Regions from separate parts of the Homo sapiens genome. Here region 2 is linked to region 1. A link is a loop called in an ENCODE intact Hi-C map of the cell type or tissue named here. Cell type or tissue: dorsolateral prefrontal cortex. All regions are shown on one strand. Links, peaks and the distances in the headings refer to the core of each region. The heading gives the core; the rest is flanking DNA.

What was found. Peaks named below come from ENCODE experiments on the same cell type or tissue, not always from the same donor. Only the 100,000 strongest peaks of a DNase experiment are listed, where the experiment ranks them.
Region 2: it touches region 1 in a loop (4-fold over the local background); 1 of 110 quality-filtered maps calls a loop at or near these places.

What each region holds. Positions count from the first base shown.
Region 1 is chr18:9,958,194-9,963,158 of GRCh38, forward strand. VAPA (VAMP associated protein A) reads left to right here. Exons shown (of 6, transcript NM_194434.3): 6 at 1-1,828. Among named protein-coding and RNA genes, the nearest start is that of VAPA, 47 kb to the left of the region's middle. RefSeq lists an enhancer at 1,982-2,500. In dorsolateral prefrontal cortex, for the core only: no CTCF peak of the experiment used is centred there; a DNase peak (open chromatin) is centred at 2,990.
Region 2 is chr18:10,713,786-10,716,285 of GRCh38, forward strand. It overlaps PIEZO2 (piezo type mechanosensitive ion channel component 2), which reads right to left. Exons shown (of 56, transcript NM_001378183.1): 38 at 1,865-2,031; 39 at 979-1,145. Among named protein-coding and RNA genes, the nearest start is that of MIR6788, 45 kb to the right of the region's middle. In dorsolateral prefrontal cortex, for the core only: no CTCF peak of the experiment used is centred there; no DNase peak of the experiment used is centred there.

The DNA of each region.
Region 1 (4,965 bases), core at 1,523-4,022:
AGCTTAATTTCTGTGGTTTATTGAAAACCAAGTATAAATGTGACTAAAAGCATTTTGCTTTGTTTTTATAGTTAACTTTCTTAAGGTTATGGACATTTTATAATGTAACATTTGATTGGCCTGGCCTCTTGACAATTCCCTTCTAGTTATGCATATCCTCCTGTTGCCACATTTCTTGTTTTAAAACTCAGTTTCTTGTTTTCCAGTTGTTGCTATGTATAACACCCATCTTGAAAGAGAGTATATAGGAAGTTATTCAGATAACTTTTGTAGTAGTGATATTCAACTATAGCAGTACCTTAACTCATGATGAGCTTAGGAACATAAAAGATAATTGTTGCTTGAATAGCACCCCCAGAGATACTGACCTAATTGGTCTGGGGTGGAGATCTGGCATGGTAGTTTTTTTCAAGCTCCAATCATCGGCCAGACAGTTGCTTTATGTAGGTTTTTAAATGCCAAAGGCAGATATGAAGTAGATTTAATTAAGACTTGACTTCAGCAATACAGGGGAACTTAAAATACTTATTTTTCTTTAAACTGCAGGAGTCACTGTTAGGTATTGCTTAAAAAAAATTGCATAAAAGCTTTGCTTGTCAAGTTAGGATTGCTGGAATACCACTAAAGATTTTTGACTTGTGAATAAATGAGCTGTCATCGCAAAAAGGCGATTTGAGAAATGTGGGCTTCAGTATTAATTGCCATTTTGCTGACACCCAGTGTACCTACCTACCTGAGAAATTTATTTTGTCCATCATGTATTTCTCAAAGCAAAAGGTGGTTTTCAAGTATAATGTCGTTTTCAACATGCTTATTACTTAGTTTTACGTCAGCTCATTTCATCATCATTGATAACTTGTGAAATACTTATCTCCATCCTATGGAATAGGGGAGACGGGTTTAGACAGGTTCAATTAGCTCAAGTCTACACAGCTGAAGTAGCAGAGAAAGTGGGATCTAGATGGTCTGATCCTAGTGATCTACCATATGAAGGACATAGTTTGTGTCCTGGTCCAAGTCAAATATTGACTCCTCACAAACAGTAAGTATGGCAATTTTGTGATGCCTTTGATTCCACTTTACATGGAGTACTATTATTTGTGAAATGTCTTTAAGATTTTTGGTCTTAAATTTTTGAAGACTGCTTTCCCCCTTTATCTCCCAGAAAATTGAGAAGAAGTAAACTCCTGCCCACTAACAATCTCAGTCCGTGAACAAAACCAACATGAACATTCCTAAACAAGAGTGTGTGTTACTCTAAGAAGAAGGCTATAGAATTTATGGAAATGGCTTATGTAACCTACAAGACTGGAGAACAGAATGTGACTGGCCTTTTCTAATGGTCCTTTAAGATTTAATGATTAAAGCAAGAGTTTTTTATAATTGACTTTGTGGTCTAAATTCTTGATACTGTTTATAATTCTACAAAGAACAAAAATTGTTATGTACTATAGGCACTTAAGAACCCTGAGGAAAAATAATACAATGTGTGTGTGTGAGAGAGAGAGTGAGTTACTGACATTGTTCCAAAAAAAAAAAAAAAAAAAAAAAAAATGTGGAGGGTTGAAATGGTAAGGAATTGGAATCTTTTGTATTTTCGAGCAATAAGAATTCCTATTCTTGTTTCAAATAGAGGTTTGTTAGGAATTACAGTTGTGGGGAGCAAACTTTCTTTTTTGTGCTGTTTTAATTCAAAATGTATATCCTTAATTGTATATAATATGTAGATAAATATATGAGGGTATTAAGCTACTTTGAATTAAATTTAAGGATATATTTCACATGAAAACAAATACAAACGAGAATCAAAATAAAGTTTTGCAAAGTATTTCTTTGGGTGCTTTTGTGTACTTTGCCATTGAGCAAATTTTATGAAGTTATTGGGATATTAAGATTTTCTTTTAAAAGTTAAATGTTTAATCAAGTAAATTATCTCTGCAAGGGAGACATGTTCTTGTACACTGGGACTCCCATAGAATCCCTCAGCTGGAGGAGTTTCCCTATGCATGTTTTAAGAAATTATGGAGATTATACATTCTGCAATGAAGGAAATGCCTTAAGAGCCTTAATTTTGAATTGGACCAAGTGGTTCCTTTCTAAGATAGGTGGTGAGTAGAACGGGTATTTCAGGGAGAGGAGTATATTGGCATATGTACTTAAAGGTTCCCGATGTGAACTTTAAGGTGGTAGAAATTTGTGTTCATTGTTATAACATTTGCATCACAAGGTGATGGGGGGAGATAACAGCTACAATAGTATTTGCATTGAGTAGTTAACAAGCCTGTCACATCTATGCATTTGAGGAAGTAGTGCAAATGTTTTCAGCAAATAATGTTTAAACTGCTTAAATATGTAAATAGTTATTTCCATCCAATACTTTGATGTCTAACTCCAAGACAGTACTTTGGAGATACCAATAGCAAATGAAGTTTTACATTTTCATAACGTGTTTCCCATACCACAGTAGTATGGAGATGAGGTGGCTTTAGAATAGTGTTTCCTTTTCCCTTTGCTTTGATTTTTTTCCTTACGAAGTTTCCCCAGCTTTGACACATTATTTTTCCGTATTTGGTTTAGAGCCTAGATATGATTAAAGCCACCTTTATGCCCTTCCCTGTCCACATTTTCGTCTGTCAAACCACGAACCTGAAATTTTTGTCCTTCTTTTGTTTCAATGTTTTGCTGCCTGTGTATGTAATTATATAATCAGTTTTATAGTGTATTTTGCATGTTTTAAAATGCCACGTAGCTGTGTATCTTAGATGATTATTTGTCTAGCTTTACCTTCACCTAACATTTTTTACACCCCCAAACTTCCACCTAATTCCCTTGGGGTTTCTCATGCGTTTCATGTACTAATATATTGTTTTCTCCTTTGAGTAGCAGCTTGGACCCATTGTAGTGACTTTCCGTTGCTGCCAGGGCTAGAACTGAAATTAGCACACCAGTCTCTAGCAAAGGCTGCTGAAGCCTATTGATGATTGCAGCAATGCTGCCACTGCCTGATGTTAGCACAGAGTCTGTTGATCGGTCTGGCACAGATGTAGTTGACATCACTGAAAATCTCAGCTCTTTCCTGAATCTCTTGTGGTTTGTTCTAGGACTCAGACATCAAGTCTGGCCAGAAGACAGTTGTTGAGACAAATGTTGCCCTAAAAGCCACTTGCTACATGTGACTGTACATAGTAACACATAATTTTAGAAGGAAAACGAGTCTAGGGGAAGAGAGATGAGGTGCTTTAAGCACATATGTGGAATCTTCAGGCTGCTTGCACATCCACACTGTTTCTGCATGCGCTGCAGAGTGTGTGTGTGTGTGTGTGTGTGTGTGTGTAAATGGAGAAATGGCACAAAGTCTGGCATTTTTTTTGAAAATTCAAGATTTGGAACAAAGGTCTTGCATTACCACATGGCAACAATTTTCTGGAGCCAAGTAGCAGTTTCCCCTGTAATTCCCATCACTTGTTTTATACTCCGTTTTACTTGTTACCTGCATGATCAGTGTATTCAGCTGAATTTGTGACCCCTGATTTAGACACTAATCATGTATTATAAATACTGAGTACTTCTATATTGGGTACAGGTTGGAGTGGGGGGTGTAGGGTAAGATTATACCAGATTGAAATATTGGGATATGGGCTGGATCCTGTTGTCAGGAGGCAAAACTAGTTAAGCACTTGTACCTGGTCAACAGATAATTGGGCCCAGAATGTCCAAAACATTGTAAACTGAAATAGGCTAAAGTTTGAAGAGCAGTAACTGTAGAGTACCTATTATATGTCAAGTACTTTACATATATTTTATTCTCAGAATAACCTTTCAGATTTATTATTTATTTATTTTTAAGACGGAGTCTCGCTCTGTCGCCCAGGCTAGAGTGCAGTGGCGCCATCTCCGCTCACTGCAAGCTCCGCCTCCCGGGTTCACGCCATTCTCCTTCCTCAGCCTCCCGAGTATCTGGGATTACAGGCGCCCGCCACCACGCCTGGCTAATTTTTTGTATTTTTACTAGAGACGGGATTTCACCATGTTAGCCAGGACGGTCTCTATCTCCTGACCTCATGAACCTCCTGCCTCTGCCTCCCAAAGTGCTGGAATTACAGGCATGAGCCACCGCGCCCGGCCACCTTTCAGACTTTTGAAAAACACAGATGAGAAGCACTTGGAGAAATTCACTGTCCAAACTTAACGGTCTTGGACAAGTCTGGGCCCTTCATCATACCATGCTGCCTTTAGGGAAAAAAGGGGGTGGGAATGACGGTGAAATTGATCTAATGATGTTTAATTCAATAAAAACGAGAACTTACTTTGGTCTCAGTCACTTTTGAGAGTATAAAATAATTTTTTTTTTCTGGTTTTGAAAATCTCAACATCAAAGAATAATATGCCTAAAACTTAATTACCTAATACACCGTACTAGTGGCTAGAAGTTGGCATGTGGCTGCAATATGGTTTCAGAATACAAGCTTTTTGAAATTCAGGCTCTTCATAGCCCACCTGTCAGCAAGTTAACCTAGATTTTTAGCTACGTCAATGGCCTTTAGCGTTATAGTTCCAAATATTAAGCATGAGAGAACCTTGGCAGGAAAGCATTTCAAAGTGGTATGAGTCTGGATGCTGAAATGGGATTGTGGGTTATAATTCCGGCTCTGTCAGTTTACTAGTTGTGACCTTGGGCAGTTTTATTTCTCTCTTGTCCCAGCTTCCTCTGTAAACAGGGTAATAACTATGCCTGTTCATTGGATGTGGAGGGGATTAAAGAAGTACAGCTCTTAGATCAGAACTTGGCACAAAGCAGATGCTCAAGAAATGGTAGCAGTTATCGTATATGTCCATATGAAGTGGAAAATTGGGAAGCTGTCTGATTATTTGGGTTAAAAATTAATATATCTGGACAATGGGTATTTGGCTTGAAGTTTTATTTTTGAAGTCATTAACCAGGTCCGCAGCTGCAGGCATTATCTG
Region 2 (2,500 bases), core at 1-2,500, 750 kb after region 1:
CATGAAGGTGGCTATAAGGTGTAATTCATTTGGTCTAGCGCTTCACCCTAACAAGGCGATTTTTCCTCCTAAGACAGGGACTTCTGCTTTAATTTAGAATCTAGCTCTGTACAATTGTTATCAGCTATCTAGAACACTGTGATGCAAAGAATTCTGAGGCTTTTCTGGGACAGGCAGTAAGTTGGTCTGCGGTGCAGGAAGAGGCAATGAGAGACAGCATACTAGGGTGGTTGAGAGCTTGGGTTCTGAGCTAAACCACATGATTTTGGATTGCGGGTCCGCTTTTATATACATCCTAGCTGTGTGACTTTGGGTATGTTTCTTAATCTCCCTGTAACCGAATTCTGTCTTTGCAAAACAGGGATAATAATAGCATGCATCTCGTAGGGTCTTAGAGGATAAAATGAGGTAACCCAGGTACAGTGCTTAGTGCTGGCCCCTGGCGAACCCATTAGTACTGTGTCATCTGACAATCCTGTTGTGAAACAATGCATACAATAGTAAACTCAGAGAAGATGGAAGCTAACAGAATACTTTTTGGGAATTTTTATCATAAAACTTAAGGTAACAATTCTGAAGGGAAAGATCAAGGATAGCAACAGAAGTAGAAGACCCTAATGTAGAAGACACTGTGGATCGGCTATCTTGAAAGGCACTAAAGATGTCCCACAAATAATAACTTTGGGGTTGGGAGGGATCATTCTTCCTTGCCTCCAGCCTGGAAATCTCTATACTGTGCCTTTGGGTCACACAGGTATAGCTAATAGTGTCTTATTGATATCTGCTTTTATTTGGTTCCTTCTAGGTGAGGACAATGTTCCTTATAGTTTGTTGTACAGATGGCGACAGCTGGAAGAGGGTGGGGGTCCATGCATGGTTTTGATGAACTTTCACCTCACACATTCATTTCTTATATTTGATGACATCCACCTCATTTACCTTTGTCAAAAGTAAACCCATTGTTAGAAAGTGAAATACCTGGAGATACTGTCATGTGAATCTAAACTATCCATCCTGTGGGCTGTCTGTGCACCTGAAGCAGCTCCGGGATGCTCGTCAATGGTGTCCAGTCCCGACTCTCTGGAAAGGTTCATGATGTGGTTCTGATAGTACATGTGGATGCTCTCCCGAGTTGGAACATTGCCCTGAGGAGAATGAGACATTGCCACAGTTCTTATGGAGGCATCTACCTGTATAGCCACCTGGCATTTCTCAACACAGACAGCTTTTCATACCCATGCATGCCTGGATAAGGATTAGGACCATGCTAGGCAAGTGGGGATTGATGTCGACTCATTTCATAAGTGGTTTCCAACATTACTAGGTAGATCTAAGTAAATGTCTTCTTATAGGTAGATAATTTTGCCAAATCATAGTAACCTTTCAAGATATGAACTATTATTTTAAAATACAGTCTTTAAACCATATATTTTGTTATTCTGCGTATGTCCTACTTTTTATTATAAAAAAGTTTTAGATCAAACTTTCCAGACTTCAGTGATCAGGTGGGAGAAAACAAACACCACTTTCTACACTTTCTAGACTAAAACTATAATTCTCTATTAGATATAGGGATATAGAACAAGGCAAAGTCTGTACACCTGCAAACTGTGGTGAGGGGAGGGATAGGATGAATAAAGTTGCCATTCTGTGACGTGTGTGTGTGTAGGTGCATGTGCATGACATTTAATTATTTTAATTCTTAGTGTGGAATAGATTTAAATATACAGAAAAGCAAAGGGGTTATGCCACAACTGCCTGGAAAGAAAGGGCTTTGTCTTATCCTACCTGGAGTTTTGGACATTGACTTTTAATGTCTTCTTAATGTGGGAAGGAGCAAAAAGAATTACACCAGCAGTGTTACCTTCTTAATTTCTCTGGTCAGCATGCATCGTTCAATTCTCAGAACTGTAGATATATCAATATGCTCCCTTGAAATGGAGTTAAGCCAAGTAGTGAAACTGTCCACTGTTGCCAGAAATAGGACCCAGGTAAATTTCAAAATATTAAATATCCTCTTGATGATATTATCTAGGAGGAAGAAAGGCAACAAGATGTTAAAGGAACAAAATACCATTGATTTTACTTTTGTGTAGCCCAGCGATGTTTTACCAAAGCTGGACCTGGCTCTTGGCCCGTGCATCTAATAAGGCATGTGACTCAGATACTCATGACGCACGGAGGAGAGCTGCCATGCAGGAAGCTTTTGTGGGGCTTTGCACACACGCAGTGGCAGACCAAATCAGGATAGAACTTGTAATCTTTAGTGGAAACAGAAAGCAGGGCGGCTCCCTGTGCAGCTGACCCTTGAACATGGGTTTGGACAGCGTGGATCCACTCTACGCGTGGATTGTTTTCAGTAAAAGTTACTCCAAATGTGCCTGCCTCTTCTGTTTCCCCTTCCACCTTCTCTCCTCCACCTCTGCTGCCTCTGCCACCCCTAATACAGAAAAACCAACCCCTCTTCTTCCTCCTCCTCCTCAACCCACTCAAGGGAAGG